2 separate regions of the Homo sapiens genome follow, and region 1 is linked to region 2. Evidence: chromatin loops called from intact Hi-C (ENCODE). Cell type or tissue: gastrocnemius medialis. All regions are shown on one strand.

Region 1 (8,000 bases), 52 kb before region 2:
ACCCACCGGTGACACCTGACGGGTCAATGGGTCCCTGCCCTCCATACCCAGCAGTCTGAGAAGAAAAGGCTCCATGACCCTTCTGGGCCACCTCTGTTTGTTAATATTCCCCAGTGAAACCCCCAAGCAGTAGCCTTGGCTTCCCTGTAGCCTGGCGCACACAGCCGTCCTTACCCCACAGCAGGCAGGATGGTCCCCCACCACGGGCTGCACCAGCCTGCCTGCTGAGTGCAAAGATGCCGTTTTTGATGACGTGTGGCTTCACAACCTCTCGGATGAGTCCTGAAGTGGAACTTACTTAGTGGAGGTGGAAAAATAAACTTGCCGGGGCAATGCCACAGCTTGGTGGCTTCTGACGTGGCACTGAGCACAGGCAGGCAGGTCATGGCTTTCTCTTCTGATTCATTCACTCATAAAATATTTCCCAGAGGAACACTTCCCTGGCCCCAGACAGGCTACTACCAGGCCCCAGGCCCCACAGCAGGGCAATGGGTGAGTGGAGAGCAAGGAGGGCTTCCAGGAGGAGGTGACACTAGGCCATAGTCTACAGAGGTCGAAGATGGGGCCACGGAGGGGGTCAGGGCTGGCTGTTGAGGGTCTCAAGAGTCCCCTGAAGGGGAGACTGGAATTCAGCCAAGAGAAGTACAGGCACCCTGAAAGGCAGGAGACAGGGCAGGATGGGCAGAGGCCTGCTTCGCGACCACAGCCACCACCATTCCACCCGCATCCCTTGTTCTAAGGAGGGACAAGGGCCTCCCCAGCCCTTCCCACCAGAGGCCACTGAACCTGGCCGTGGTAGAGAGAAAGGCCTAGGGTTTGGGCCGGTGGCCAGGCTGGCTCAGACTCCACCGTTTAGAGGGCCACGTGAGGCTCGACCTTCCAGACCTGGGCTTCCTGGCCTGTAAGACAGGGCCGGTGATCCGTCAGGGTTCTGTGAGGTGGCCCCAATGACAGATGTCAGTGCCCAGCACATGGAGGAGCTGTGTCCCGTGCTGCGTCACCTGCCCAGGGACTGCCGAGGGCCTAGACCCAGGAGATAAGGCGGAGCTCGGGTGCTGGGCCCACCTGGTGGCCTCTGTTTTCCCCATGGCGGCTCTCCAGGGTGCAGGGCACTGGGAGGGAGGGGGCAGGGAGCCGCCAGGAGCCGCCTGCCCGGCCGTAAATCACCAGCCACGCTTAATAATCATGTGGGTACTTAAGCTCCTCCGTCTTCTCTTCCCCTTTCCCTGGGGAAATTTCCTTCATTTCCTACCTTATCCCAGTCTCCCCGAATATCTAAATCAAGCCCTGGCCAGGACCGCGGCGGCCGCTCTGTGCCGACGCCCTCGGCCTACTTTCATCGGGATGGTGGGGTGGGGGGCGCAAAGGCAGGGGGTGCAAAGGCCGTGGCCACCCAGATGCGGCCACTCGAACCAAGGTTTCATTCCTTCCCAGGACAGAAAACTGAAAATGCCACCAAGCCCGCCCTTTGAGCCACAGTGACAATGTCCCCTATCACTGGGACCAGTCAGCAAAGCCAGGTTGCCTCGGGCAGGAGGCAGGGGCAGAAGCTGAGTGGGGAATTGACTCGGCCTCTTGACTGAGATGGAGGAAGAGGAAACGCCAACTCTCAGGCTACCTGGGCCACCAGGGCAGGGTGGCTGTCACCCAAGAGCCTGCCAGCAGCCCCTCCAGGTGGGCCTGACCACAGTCAGCCTGGCCCTGCTCTCCCATCATGGAGCTGGGCTCTCTGGGACGTGTGGTCTGCCTTGATCATGACAAGGATGCGGGGTGGGCGCAGTTCCGGTGCTGTCTCCTGCCATTTATCCAGCTTTGATCCCGCCTCTCGTCTCGTCTAACTCTCACCCTGACCAGGAGATCAAGGTTACTAGCCGCATTTTACAGATGAGGATACCGAGGCTGGGGGAGGCTAAGCAAGCTGCCCACCCCACTGGGCCATTCACTCCCTGCTGCCAAGAAGGTCTTCCACCTCCCGGGCTCTGTTCATCTGTGAGCTGGAAACGTGTTCCCAGGCCATCACCAGCACCCACAGGGCCCAGGGGAGGCCAACGCGCACCACCACCCCAGGCAGCAGGAGCTGGAAGGTCCCACGGGGAGAGCCATGCTGGCCACTGGCAGGCCAGGCAAAAGGCCCCAGTACCATCACCACCTCCCCGCTGAAGCCTCCCAACTCCCAAGAGCTGGAGGAGGAAGACACCACCAGGACGTAGTCTGGGCTGGGGCCACCTTGCTGCCGACCCTAACAGCCCAGCACCCCCAGGTCCAGCCCGGCGAGCTCTTCTCGTAACTCAGCCACGTGGTGGTGGAGGCACCTTCCCAGGCCTCCCTAGGCTCCCGGGGGATGAGTCGGCCAGGTTTTTAAAAGCTGGATCTCATTTTCTGCCCACATTTCTGACCTCCGGAAACCTCTTGGGGAGTTTTCCAGAGCCCTTCGGATTCCGGCGCAGGCACACTTCCTGCCTCCGCTCACTGTGTTCACAGCCAGGTCACTGGGTGCCAAGCAGATGCCAAGGCGGACCGGCGGGTATCGCTGCCCAGGCTTCTGGCTACACCTTCCATGCTGCATGTCCGTGGGCTCTGGCTGGCTCTTGGCCCCTCAAACAATCATCTCTGGTCAAATTCCATGACTCTTTCCCTAGAAAAAAAAAACCCTCTTTGAAAGCAAACAAAAATCCCAGTTCTGAGAACCCGGCAGCAACAGTGTACTGTGGCTTCATTTTCTCTTTGTCTTTCTTTCTCGGCATTGCAAGGAACTCAAGAAATAGATGGAGCTTTTCATTTTACAGATGGGTAAACTGAGACCCGGAGAGAGGAAGGGGCTTATTCAAGTGCCCACCAGTGATTCTACGGCCCAGCCAGGATGGGAGCCCAGTGCCCTGACTCAGATCCAGGGCTGAGTCCACGACACCAGGACCCAGCAGCAGCTGGCCTTCGATAAGAAAGGACAGGGGAGCAGCCACGGTGCCGGGCATCAGGCACCACCGGTGGGTGCTGGCCAGGGCGGGCGGGGCCCAGACCGCTGGGTTCCCTGGCACGGAACGGCTGGTGCTCGGTAAATGTGGGAAGAAACCCCCAGGGGAAGCCTTGAACTGCAGGGGCAGAGCTCAGGGAAAGCAGGCCGGCTCTAATGGAAACCAGTCAGCGGGCCAAATGCAGGAGGAGCCCCCCCCACCGTGGTTTCCATGGGGACGGAGCCCGGGAGGCGGAGCTCTGGCATGGCTGCTGCAGCAGATGTGGCCTGTACAGGGCCGGCACGGGGCGGTGCCTGGCAGTGGGGCCCTGGGACGTGGCAGGTCCGAGGGCTGGACGCAGGGGCCCTGCAGCTGCAGCCCTGGAGGTCAGCTGTGGGAAGGAGCGGGGGCTGCGGGGCTGCCACCTCTGGAAGGCTTCCTGGCATCCTAGGATGCTCCGGCTAACTTCTCAGCCCCGCCTGGTACTGGCCTCTGTCTGGTCTCCGTCTGGTGCCCGTGTTTGCTGAGGACATGCAGCCTGCCTCTCAGTGAGGCCGCCATGCCTGTGGGCCAGGCGCAGGCAGTGCAGGGCTTAGACCTTGGGTCTAGGGCTCCAGCCCCTCTGGCCAAGGCCCCGGTGCTCCACCAGGTCTGCTGGATCCCGTCACTCGACGGCATTCTCAGGCCTCTTCCCGTGGCCGTCCTGGGGCCTGGCACATGATGAGTTCCATAACCTCTCTGAGCCAGTGCTCTGCAGAATGAAGTGGGCTCAGAACTGCTCTGAAACACGAGAAAACCCGTGGACTCAGGGCCATGAGCGCCACAGCGCTCAGAGATGATTGGTCATCCATGAACGTGAACCATGCCGACAGATGGGGTGGGGTCTCCAGAAGGTTCTTGTGCCCCGTGACCTGATGTGGTCCCCGTCTGCCCATGCAGGGCTGGTGTCTTGTGAGCCCATCCTGGTCTGGCACACGGCATCTGGGTGTACAGTCTCATACGTTCCCACCTCTGGGCCGTAGGAACACCAAGAACGAGGATGACCACAGCTCCCTCCTTGCCACCGCCTGCTGCCACACTGCGTGCAGTCTCACACCTGCCAGCACACCAGCCTGGGCACAGAGCCCGAGAGTGGCAGGGTGCCCTGGAGCCCCATACAGCCCAAACCAGCATGCGCTGAATGCTGGCCACTCAGCCAGAGAGGACTCAGGGCCTCAGAGCCAGAGTGACCCATGACCCCAGGACAATTCCGGCTCTCCCCGGGGCAAAAGAACTCCAAGCCGACGGAATGGTCCTTCCTAGTGCTGGGTGTCTGGAGAGAACCAGACAAGGCCAGCATCCAAGAGAGGCTGAAGATCTGAAGATAAACAGGGATCCTGTGTGGTTCTGTGCAGGCACAGTCGTGGGGAGGACCTGGGTTAGGGAGAAGGCTCTGGTACCTGCTGGCCCCGTGACTCTGGGGAGATCCCTCGGCCTCTCTGAACCTTGGCCTCCTCATATAGAAAACCGTTAGCACCCACACGTCACTAGACTGGAACTTCCACCCAGACAGGGACGCTGTCTGTCCTGCTTACTCCACATTCTGGCCTGAGAACAGCACTGCTACGTGCTGGCTCCAAATGGATGTGGCAGGGAAATGGAACTGGCAGATTAAATTTAAAAATGGATGTTTATCAAAATGGATGGAAAGCACCTGGCCTGGGGTCTGGCACTTAGTATGTGCTCAACAAAGCTCAACACCCCTTGCCATGTGGGGCTGAGTCTAACATCCAACATGCACTGGCACTGCCCTGGGGGTGCCAAATGCGGCCCCCAGCTTTCTCCCCTGGACCAAGGCAGGGGATCTCCACCACCCAGGGTTCCCCGCTGCTCCTGCCCTGCTGGCCCCCGTCGCCCTGGCAGACGGAAATGCTGCAGCGGCCTCATCTTTCCCTCCACGGCTCCTGGCCGAGGCTGTGGCCGCCGTGGGCCGGCGTGGCCCCAGAGAGCCCATTTGCAAGCTGCTTCCATAGCGCAGATGCCTCGGGCAGAGCCCAGTGGGTTTGAGTCATTTGAGTCCATCACAGGAGAGACCTCACCCCTGCTGCTGGAGACCCAGTATGGAGGCCCGAGCCCCCTGCGGCTCACCCACCAGGTGCTGGGAGTCTCCACAGGTGCAGGCATTGGGCAACTTACTATCTCAAGCTGAAGGCGCCGTCTCCACGCCGCCCAGGCTTCCAAATGCGGCCACACGGACTTTGAAGGGCGTCCGCTGCAGGGTCACAGGCGCCAGTGTCTGCTCGTCTGGACCTCGAAGCACCAGGCCCAGGAGGAGTCCTCCTCTCATCGAGTTGAAAGAAGCCGCACAGGCGGGAGGCCTGGCAGGGTGGGATCCCTCCACCCACGTCTGGGCCGGAAGCGTGGGCACACCCACTCCAGGAATCCTAGGGCGGGGTCAGGCTCCCAGGAAATGGGGCCAGAGGTTCCCTTGCAGGCACTGGCGCAACCCGGCTGCCTTCCCGGTCCCCACCTCCTGTGGATTCCTTCTGGGGTTTTGCCGGAATGGCTGGCCCAGCCCACACCCTGAATCCAGCCCTCATTGAAGCTCGGAAACCCAGAGACTCATACCAGCCGATGCCAGGACCCTTCTCCAGGACCACCCGAAACTGCCACTCACCCGGTGCCACCCTGGCATCTGGGTGAGTGCTGGGTAATGCCATCCTGTTAAGGTCATGGGAAGGCAGTGGGTAGGGTTTGAAATGGGCTGAGACAGGCCCACCACAGAGCCTGGGCCTCCCGTCCCCTCTTACTAGGCCAAGGCAAGGGAAACACCAACGAACCAGGGGCTCCCCAGACCAGGATCTCATGCAGTGCCTCCAACCATCTACTGAGGCGGAGGCTGGAAGCCCCATTTTAAAGACAGAAGCTGGGACCTTGTAGTAAGAACCGTTTTTATCACGGTCTCTTTTGTCTGAAGGTGTGCTGGGCGTTACGCCGTCTCATCAAACCCCAGGCCCTGCTATGTTCCCTATTAGGAAATAAGGCCACTAAACCTCCCCGTGCCCTGGCACGCAGGTGCACGTGTGTGCATGTGGGCAGACAAACAGACCTGCCCGGGAAGGCCTGGCCAGCTGGCCGCTTCTTGGAGAAAGGCCGCTAGCACGCTGACCGGCCGACAGAGGCCTTCTGGGCCACTCCCTCCCTCGGCCCGCCTTCCCGGTCCTGTTCTGGGCCTGCCCACGCCGCCATTTCCTCTCCGGGGCCCGCAGGCCTCACTTCCACTCCTCCCAGTCTGCAAATGGCCGGCGCCCAGAACCGCCTGTCCACATAAGGAGGCAGCAGCGCGTCTGGCCAAGGCCCAGCATGCAGGCCACTCAGCCAGAGCCTCCCTCAGCAGTGCTGAGCACCTACGAGAAGCCCACGCCTGGATGCCCAGTCCACCCGCTGCCAGCTTTGGCTAGCCCTGGACTGGGGAAAACCACCCTTCTTCCCACGGGCATCCCTGGGGTGGTGGAGAGCCCATGGCACAGTCATCCCCAGGTGTGGTCTGAGGACTGTGTGGCCCACTCCGACCAATGCACCTCCAAACACCAGCTCACCTCTTTGGAAACTGCCGACCTACCAGGAACCTCACGCAATGGAGAAATAAGAGGACACCTATGCACACGTGCAAACATTACACGCACACACCTCTGCACCTCTGCGTACCAACATGCTGTCCACACCCGGGGCACCACGCACACGCGTGCCGCAACACGCGTCGGTGAATGCTATGGCAGCACATGGGCTTTGAAGGATGGCAGGGCTGGGTTCAAGCCCTGGCCCAACACTTATCAGCTGGTTGAATCTTGGGGAACCCACTTAGCCTCTCAGAGGTTCGCTGCTTCCCCTGGTGGAATGGAGGTAATGAAAATGCCCCCTTGCAGGCATAGTCTGAGCCTTAGAAATAAGGCAAGGAAGCAATAGCATTTATGGGGTGCTCACCATGAACCCAGCTTTCCATGTGTTCAGAAAGTTGACACTTACTGCCTCCATTTTACAGATAAGGAAATGAGGCCGGAGAGGTGAAATGACTTGCCCTTGATCAACACGGCCTGGAAACAAAGACGACCCCATCTGAACCGAGACCTTGGGTCCCAGAGCCGGTGCTTTTCTGAAAGCAGGAGCCCCGGTACACAGCGGGCACCTGTGAACAGCAGCAGAGAGTGCTGTTGCTACTATTACCACCATCGCCATGCCCACCGCTGCTTAGAGGCTCTGCGGCCCAGAGGCTGGGGCCTTTTCACTTTGCCTCATCTTTCAGAGCGCCCAGACCAGGGCCATATTCCTCTTGCTAAGGAGGCGGGAGTCAATAGGCTAAAAGACCAGAACTGGAAGGGATGATGTCGTTAAAACCACCAGACAGCAGAGCTGGCTCCCAAGCGGCTCTGGCAAATTTCATCAACTTTTTACTTTTCTTATGATTTGCTAACATCTCCACCAACAGGTACATCCCTTAAAATAAACAAGCCACAACAAAGCACTTCTACGAACAAATGGATGTGGCGGCTGGAGCTCGCAGGAGGCAACACAGGGGGCGCGCCCTTCCCTCCTCCCGGCCACTGCCACTGAGGCAGGAACGTGGGAACGTGGTCTCAGCCGGTGAGAAACTGCAGAGCCTGAATCCAGAATTTAGAAACACAGAGGCAAACACTTACACGTATGGGAAAAGAAAAAAGCCTCCACTGATGGCCTCATAATATGAGCATATTTGCAAAATAAACAGTTATCATCATTTGCAAATTATTGTGGCTGTAAAAACTGCTCTGCCCTCAAGGAGGCTGATACAAACCAATAAATTCTGCACTTTGTTATCTTGGTGAGATAATTTTTTTTTAAGTTTATGGCTACTCTATGTATTTTACCTGCTGAGTTTTTTTGTGGGTGGTGTTTGGATTTAAATGTATCTTTAGACCATCCTAAATATGAATCATCTGATTTTTCATAAAGGCCTCAAAACAATAGGCAACTCGACACAGAACAGAGGTTTCACACCTCCCCTATAGAGATTAGTAAGATATTAAAATTATT
Region 2 (8,000 bases):
ATCTGAATCCAACCACCGTAGATCAGTTTCAATTTATTAAAAAAAAATTTTAACTCATGGAGTATGAACTCTTGCTCGGGATCCTGCTATCTATGTTGTTGAGTTTATCAATAGCCCATTCCTTTTTACTGCTACGTGATATTTTATCATATGCCTATTGACATTTGTTTACCCACTCACATACTGATGGACAATTGAATTGTTTGTGTTGTCTGTTTGTTTGTTTTTTGAGACAGGGTCTCACTGTCACCCAGGCTGGAGTGCAGTGGTGCAATCTCGGCTCACTGCAACCTCTGCCTCCCAGGCTCAAGTGATCCACCTCGGCCTCCCAAAGTGCTGAAATTACAGGCGTGAGCCACTGTGCCTGGCCTGTTTCTGATTTTTTAAAATGTTTGCTATTGTGACTAGAACTTTGTGAATGCCAATTAATTTTTACAGTGTTTTAATGAGCAATGTCACCCGCACGTGCTGTGAATGCCCACGCATGTGGGCACAGCCTGTGTGTTTCCTTCCTGGAGCACTTGAGATGGGGAAACCAAGAGATGGGGGGTGAAGAAAGGAGCCAGAGGCCACACAGCTGGTTAGGAACAGGCTAGGGGAACCCAGCCTCTAAATCCCAGTATTCCAGGACAACATGCTGCCATACTCTCACAACACTTGCCTGTATCAGAAATGCTTGTAATTTTCCCACACAGAGAAATTTCCATGAAAATCAAGTTGTGGGCTGAGAGATGAAAGGCAGCCTCATGTTAATTAGGCAGGCTTTGGTTTGGTCCGTCCACCAAGCTCAGGGGTGTGTGTGAATATCTCTATTTTCATACACACATGCACACACGCACACACACACACACACACACACACGGACACGTCGCTCACACCCACCAACGCCAGTGGCGATGATCCAGTCCAGATCTTTTCTATACTGCCTTCAGAGCACGTGGCCAGACTGGCTTCTGACTTTACAGTCGTGGCACATGCTGGCCCTGGACAGGAGGCCCTGGCTTGGCTTCTGAGCATCCATTCAGCAGACTTGTCTTAAAGGATGTCTGATTATTTCCGCAAATCAAATCTCCCCTCAAGGACAAAGTTCAGGCTGCTGGGGAGATTCAAAGGGATGATCTGTCTGCAAGACGGCTGCTTCCAAAAAGGTGTCACGGCGGCCTGGGAGTGGCTGTGCCCAACAGAAGGCAGGGGAAGAGGAGGTGCTCCTTGGAGTATGGGCACCCTGGGTGTCTGTAGAGGATTCTTGGGCCACTCTACCGTAGCTCAGCATTGAAACAGAGACAATGTTTGATTTTGCTCACTTATTAATTAGCTCCTAGTTATGTGTCCAATGGGGCTATTTCCATGATCTTATTGAATCCTAAATAACTATTATCCTGCTTTTACAGATGAGAAACGTGAGGCCCAGAGAGGTTAAGAAACTTGCCCAAGGACACACAGCAGTGGGTACTCAGTCCAAGAATGCCCATTCTTTGCAGACACAGGCTTCTCATCTGAGTTAGAGGTCTCTGCCCATTTGTGGCTAGCAGGCTCCAAAGAACACACGTTCACTTGGAGCTAGCTCGGGTAGAACCCTAAACAATTCTAGTGTGCTTGGAGGACACAAATGGTGCAGACCCCCACTTCCTGTTCAGGTCTCTGAGGGGCCCTCCCTCCTCAGACCACACCCCACTGCTGAGCAGACCTCTAGCACTTGTCCTGGCCCCCATTCAAAAAGGCAAATGTCAGCTGGGCGCGGTGGCTCATGCCTGTAATCCCAGCACTTTGGGAGGCCGAGGCAGGCGGATCACGAGGTCAGGAGATCGAGACCATCCTGGCTAACATGGTGAAACCCGTCTCTACTAAAAATACAAAAAAAAAAAAAAAAAAAAATTAGCCGGGCTTGGTGGCGGGTGCCTGTAGTCCCAGGTACTCCGGAGGCTTAGGCAGGAGAATGGCGTGAACCCGGGAGGCGGAGCTTGCAGTGAACTGAGATCGCGCCACTGCACTCCAGCCTGGGCGACAGAGCGAGACTCTCAAAAAAAAAAAAAAAAAAAAAAAAAGAAGGCGAGTGTCCGGTCCCTGAGTTGAGCAAAGAAGAATCACCTCCTCTCAGCCCTCGGTCCACAGTCTCCATGGTCTTGAAGTCAGCGGGCCTAAGGAGGCCTCTGTCCACGGGAGATGAAACCAGGAAAGGAAGGGCCCATTCTCTCAGAAAACATGTGTTTTCTGTTTACAGAGGGACCTGTCCAGTTCCCATGCTTTGTTCTTTAATATGGAGCCAAAAAAAAAAAAAAAAAATCAAATGCGCAGCTTCCGCTCTGAGGTACACTTGAAGGCTAGAAAGTCCGGATTGCTGCGGGCTCATTGTGCTGGGGTGTCCTATCTGCTGCTGACGTCCAGCATATACCAACCTGGAAAGCCAAGGAAAAAGCCAGACTGCCCCCTCCGCATTACAAGGGAGGACGGGGTACAGAGGGGAGAGGCAGCCTCGGCACCCTGGGGGCTGGCTTGACACTGTGTGAGCACACTGGGGGTGTTCTGTTGTGCACTTGTAGCCCTGGCACCACAGGCCCAGCAGGCTTGGCGCCACACACCGGCCATTCAGATCCTGGGCAGAGGGCATCCTTTCCCACCCCAAGCAAAGGGAGGCAGAGTATTGGGAGATCTGGGGTAACCAGTGGGTGGGAATCTCCAGGCAACCTGGGTCAAGCTGAGGGATGCTGAGCACCTTCAGAGTTGGGAGAGGGGCTTAGCTCTGGGTAAGCGGGTCTTCCAACTCGAGGAGGCAGCAGTGAGCTAAGGTAATCAACAGAGCTGCCAGCCAGCTACACCTACTGAAGGGAAACTATTATCACAGGATGCCGGCTCAGCACACAGGCTAACAGCTGAGATTCAGTATCAAGGATCTGGGTCCAAATCTAGGCTGTGTCCCTTTGCCCTCCAGGGCCTCTGGCAAGCTGCTTCTCTGACCTCGGCCCCTCATCTGTGAAAAGGGGTGGCATGCACGTTTATACAGCTGCCAGGAGTACTGAGATAACACATTTACGTCTAAGTCCAGGATGGCCTGGCACATGCTTTTCAATACACGGCAGCTGCCGTTGACATCTCGGGGCTTTAGACTTCACCGAAGGGGCACTCTGGCTAGAAACAGCTCACCAGCTTAGGCTGTCACAGCCAGCGGAGAGGGGGTCCTACAATCCCTCCCACCCAGGGCAGACCCCGACTAAGACGGGAGGATGCCTCGCTGGGCCACACCTTCCTCCCTGTGCAGAAGGGGTGACATCAGTAACCGTGGTTGACAACGGAGCCTAGGGTTCTGATGTCACTTCTGCCCGGGTGGTGCGTCCAGCTTAGGCTGAGACGAGGGGTGGCCCTCGACCCAGTGCACAGGGTCAGCCCTGGCTCCGCGCCTCCGACCTCTCGGGGGCTGCAGCAGGGCCTGGCACGCGTGTCCCCGGGGCCGGGCCGCTGGCCCCTTTCATCTCCGCCTCCCGGCTGTCCGGCCTCTACGTCCCGCGCACCTGGGGCCAGACGGGGACAGCAAAAAACCATCGCAGGAAGCGCGCACGACCTCGTTTGGGACCAGCCCGCCTCCCGGGCGGAAGCCGCGGCGCCTTGGACTGGACGGTCCCGCCCGCTCTTCCGTCCCGCCCCGGAAGTCAGGACGAGGGCGCGACGCGCGGCGCGGTCGCAGTGCCGTAGCCAAAGGGGCGGGGCCTGGTGCAGCCGGGGGGCGGGGCCTCGGCGCGACCTGTTCCGGAAGCCCCAGCGAGGGTGAGGCGGGCGGTGCGGACGTAGCGCCGCAGCTGAGGGGGCGGGGCCAAGTCTATCGCCGGGCCTCTACGCGCCAGGGGCGGGGCCTCTGGGTGGCAGTCTCTTAGATTCCAGGCCGCGGGCTGTGCGGATGTTGCGTCACAGTCGAGAGGGCGGGGCTTGGGCGGGGCCTGGGCGGGGCCTCTGCGCGGCCCGCTCAGAAAGCTCAGGGAAAGGCTCGGCAGGCGGCTGTGGGGCGGGGCCTGGCGGGGCTGGGGCGGGGCCTGGGCGGGGCCTCATTGCGGCCGCGGGCCGTGGGGCTGATTCCGAGCTTTCGCGCAAATTGGATCTCCACTTTAAAGTTTAACAACTTTTCCTGTATTTTTCCCCTCCCTAAACCAGGTAAAACAACCAGACAGTGGAGAATTTGTAAAACCTAGGCGAGTACAAAGTAAGAAAAGGAGAAACCTTTCCGAGGCACCAGGGAAAATACTGGCCTGGAGTATCTTTTTATCGAAATATATAGATATTTACATCATCGGGATAACATTGTATATATGCTTGTGGCTTAAAAAATAACATTTTTTGTCTGATTGCAAGACCACACGTTTATTGCATGAAATTTGGAAAACTGGAAAAAAATACAAAGAAGAAAAGTAGACTGAGATTCCCTCACACGAGATCACCATTGTTAACATTTGACTTTCTTTTTACACAATTATGCATTTGTTGAGACAAAAAATGGATCATGCCGTAAATATTGCTTTGCAACTTTGTCTTTGTAACCGTGGCTATATTCTAAATGTCACACATCATTTAGTGTTCATTCACAGCATTGCTTATGATCATACACAGCGGGGCTGTATTTTATTTAACCCATGTGAGATTATTGGATATTGATGTTGTTTTCAGTTTCATCTCTTCCTTACTTCTTTCTTTTACGATAAACATTCTTGCAGCTAAATCTGTGCATATCCAATCCCTAGATGTGGAATTGCTGAGTCAAAGCATATAAACACGAATGCTTCTTGTACCTCCCTTTTTATGTTTTCCAAATTTAAAAAGTAATGAATTAGTATTTTAACAATTGGTTTAAACTGTAGTACTGTATATACAAAAAATATCTCTCATTTGCAGAATATGTAAAGAAGTCCTGGCTGGGCATGGTGGTTCACCCCTGTAATTCCAACACTTTAAGAAGCCAAGGCAGGAGGATTGCTTGAGCTCAGGAGCTCAAGACCAAGGCTGAGGCGGGTGGATCACCTGAGGTCGGGAGTTTGAGAGGAGCCTGGCCAACATGGAGAAACCCTGTGTCTACTAAAAATACAAAAATTAGCCAGGCATGGTGGTGGGCGCCTGTAATCCCAGCTCCTCAGAAGGCTGAGGCAGAAGAATTGCTTAAACTTGGGAGGCAGAGGTTGTGGTGAGCCGAGATCGTGCCATTACACTCCAGCCTGGGCAACAAGAGTGAAACTCTGTCTAAAACAAAGCAAAACAAAACAAAACAAAACAAAAACAAGCTGGAGACCAGCCTGGGCAACATTGTGAGAACTCATCTTTACAAAAAATTTAAAAATTAACCCTGTTGGTGGGAATGTTAGCTTTGTTGGTGGGAATGTTAGCTTTGTTAGTGGGAATGTAAAATTGTGCACCTGCTATGGAAAACAGTATGAGAGTTCCTCAAAAATGTAAATACAGAACTACTACAGGACCCAGCAATTCCACTCCTAAGAATATACCCCCCAAAATTGAAGACAGAAACACTAACAAATATTTGTACACTTCTGGTACAAAAAAGAAGCAGCATTATGCATAATAGACAAAAGGTGGAAACAGCCCCAGTGTCCATGGGTAGATGAACGGAGAAAGAAAAGGTGATATATATATATACGATGGAGTGTTACTCAGCTTTCAAAAGGAATGAAGTTGTGACACATGATATGACGTGGATCAACCTTGAAAACATGACGCTCAGTGAAGCAAGCCAAACACGAAAGGGCACATAGTGTACGATTCCACCTGTACGAGGTCCCGAGAATAGTCAAATTCATAGAGTCAGAAAGTAAAGCAGTGCTTACTGGGCACTGGGGAGAGCCGAGATTGAGGGGTTATTATTTAGTAGGTATGGAGTTTCAGTTTGGGATGATGAAAAAGTTGTGGAGACAGATCATGGTGATGGTTGCCCAGCAAGTGAATGTACTTAATGCTACTGAAATGGTAAATGGTAAATTTTGTTATGTATATTTTACTAGATACACACAAAGACATTTCTGGAGGAAAAAAAATAAAAGATATTTCTTAGATTCTGGTCCCAAGAATGCTTGCATGGAACAAGGCCTGCACACGTAACTAGCTCCTCCTGGGTGACCCTGCCTAGGTGGTTGGGGATGGCCCTTCTGGGGAGCCCAGCTCTGCATAAACAAGGTCCAAGCCAGGCCTCACACATCTGGCATTTTCCATAATAATTTCCAAGCTGGGAGAGAGAAAACTTGCTTTGGGGAAGCAGTGAGTCACTATGGATCTTTAACTTGGCCTTTTATTTCTGTGCCATTGAGATACACACACACACACACACACACAAACTGATTCCCTTTGCAAACATGGATGATACATGTTCGTCATCTGCAAATTTGCAAACATGGGAAAGCATCCCTGAGACCATAACAAATAGACAGAATCCCAACTCAGAGAAACACAGCTGACATTCAGGTGGATATTTGTCCAGCCTTTCTTGTCTATTTGTAATACATATTTAAAGTCATCGTGGTCATACGTCACATTTTACTCTCTGCACTTTCACTAATTTGCCACAAACAACTCATCTCTTTAAATATTTCTAGATCACACTTCAATGATTGCAGAAGAATCCGTTGTTCAGATGTCCCATATGTAACTTCTTTACCTCACTCTTGATGATTGGCTGTCTAGGTGATTTACAAACCTGCTGCTATGAACATCTTTGTCTAATAATTCCCTTGGTGTACTCCCAGGAGAATAATTGTAACTTCACTGAGGATTTGCTTTTTTAAAGGCTTTTGAATATGGTATTACCAGTCAGTACTCTAGGAAGGGCGAACAGATTGTTTTTGCACCAACATCGCGGGAGTGTGTGTGGACATGTTTTTTACACAGAGGTGTCTTATCCTACCTGGCAGGAGACCTGTTATAGCAGGAACCCCACTGTTGGGGGATGGGCCCTGGCTCAGAGGCTTTGGTCCATGGAGGATCGCTGCCTTTTTGTCTTTGCTGAGCAATCAATCCCAAAGACAGTGAGGTGGGGCAGGGAGAATCTGGGCTCTGAGCTCTGCAGGGACAATGACCCTGGATCCAGGCTCTGGACTCTGGGGAAGGCTCCACTCTGTGACCCTGGAAGCCACGGAATACTTTTAACTGCTTGGTTGCTGGTGCTGTCAGGACTGGGCCCTTTTCTCAGGTGTGGGTGTGACATGCCCTGCACATTTCCACGAGGCCCCTCTGGCTCTTCACTCTGGTGTGGAGGGCAGCCCCACAATTGCAGGCTCCATATTCCTTGATGCATCTTTGCTGGGAAGCAGGACCCCCGTAAGAAGCGGCCACGACTAGGATCCCCCTGCAGCCTCCCACCATCAGGTCCCTCCGTCACGGCAGCACAGGGGTGATTTGCAGGATATTCCAGTGGCCACCCCACTCAGCCCAGTCACACAGGGCCTCAGCCCCATACCAAGGCTGACCTGGGGTACCCGTTCCACATCTGTCAATCCTGAGCACAAGCCAGGGCCCTGGGGCCACCAGATGTACAAGTCCTGGCTGTTCTTCCTAAAACCTCCCCTGTAATTCAGCCTGGGCTCCTCCCCTCCCCATGGCCACACTTCCCCTCACCCAAATAGTGGCCTCCCTAACTGCAGCCTCCTCCCCCGGGGCTGGGCCGCTGCCAGAGTCGTTTCCCAAATCCACACAGGTCCTATCCCCACCTTAAAAAAAAAAAACAAAAACAAAAAACCGTTTTGTTTTAAGAACCAAAGCAGGGTTGGCCCCCTGCTTCTCTTTCCAGCCTCGCCACCACCCCCCACTTCCCCATCACTGACCACCAACTCCCCACCCCACCCCCCACTTGGCTGGGAGAGAACTCCTTGCCTTTTCTCTGCTTTTCCCTCTGAAGGGGATGCTCTTCCCACCTGCATGGTGATCAGAGCTTCTCCCCTCTTATTCCTACTGGGAATAACAACAGCAGCTGACACTAGTGAGCACTTACCATGTGAAAGGCTCCACTCAGCTACCGCCTC

Evidence for each region. Peaks named below come from ENCODE experiments on the same cell type or tissue, not always from the same donor. Only the 100,000 strongest peaks of a DNase experiment are listed, where the experiment ranks them.
Region 1: a loop joins it to region 2, with 4 times the contacts of the local background. A loop is called at or near these places in 28 of 110 quality-filtered maps.

The regions. Positions count from the first base shown.
Region 1 is chr22:46,083,287-46,091,286 of GRCh38, reverse strand. All of the region lies in intron 1 of LOC124905135 (collagen alpha-1(III) chain-like), which reads right to left. MIRLET7BHG (MIRLET7B host gene) reads right to left here and starts at 5,290. Exons shown (of 5, transcript NR_110479.1): 1 at 5,127-5,290. It overlaps MIR3619 (microRNA 3619), which reads right to left and starts at 243; the gene lies at 161-243. It overlaps LOC112268288 (a long non-coding RNA gene), which reads right to left and starts at 5,120. Exons shown (of 3, transcript XR_002958733.2): 1 at 1-5,120. RefSeq lists enhancers at 2,706-3,315, 5,085-5,656, 4,755-5,954, 5,657-6,226, 6,227-6,798. In gastrocnemius medialis, no CTCF peak of the experiment used is centred here; DNase peaks (open chromatin) are centred at 1,036, 3,186, 5,326, 6,056 and 5 weaker places; H3K4me3 peaks cover 5,931 bases; H3K27ac peaks cover 8,000 bases.
Region 2 is chr22:46,031,720-46,039,719 of GRCh38, reverse strand. It overlaps LOC124905136 (a long non-coding RNA gene), which reads right to left and starts at 3,610. Exons shown (of 2, transcript XR_007068137.1): 1 at 3,507-3,610; 2 at 1-2,396. RefSeq lists silencers at 3,322-3,921, 3,982-4,071 and enhancers at 6,714-7,487, 7,488-8,000. In gastrocnemius medialis, no CTCF peak of the experiment used is centred here; DNase peaks (open chromatin) are centred at 939, 3,799, 5,019, 5,729 and 2 weaker places; H3K4me3 peaks cover 1,658 bases; H3K27ac peaks cover 7,854 bases.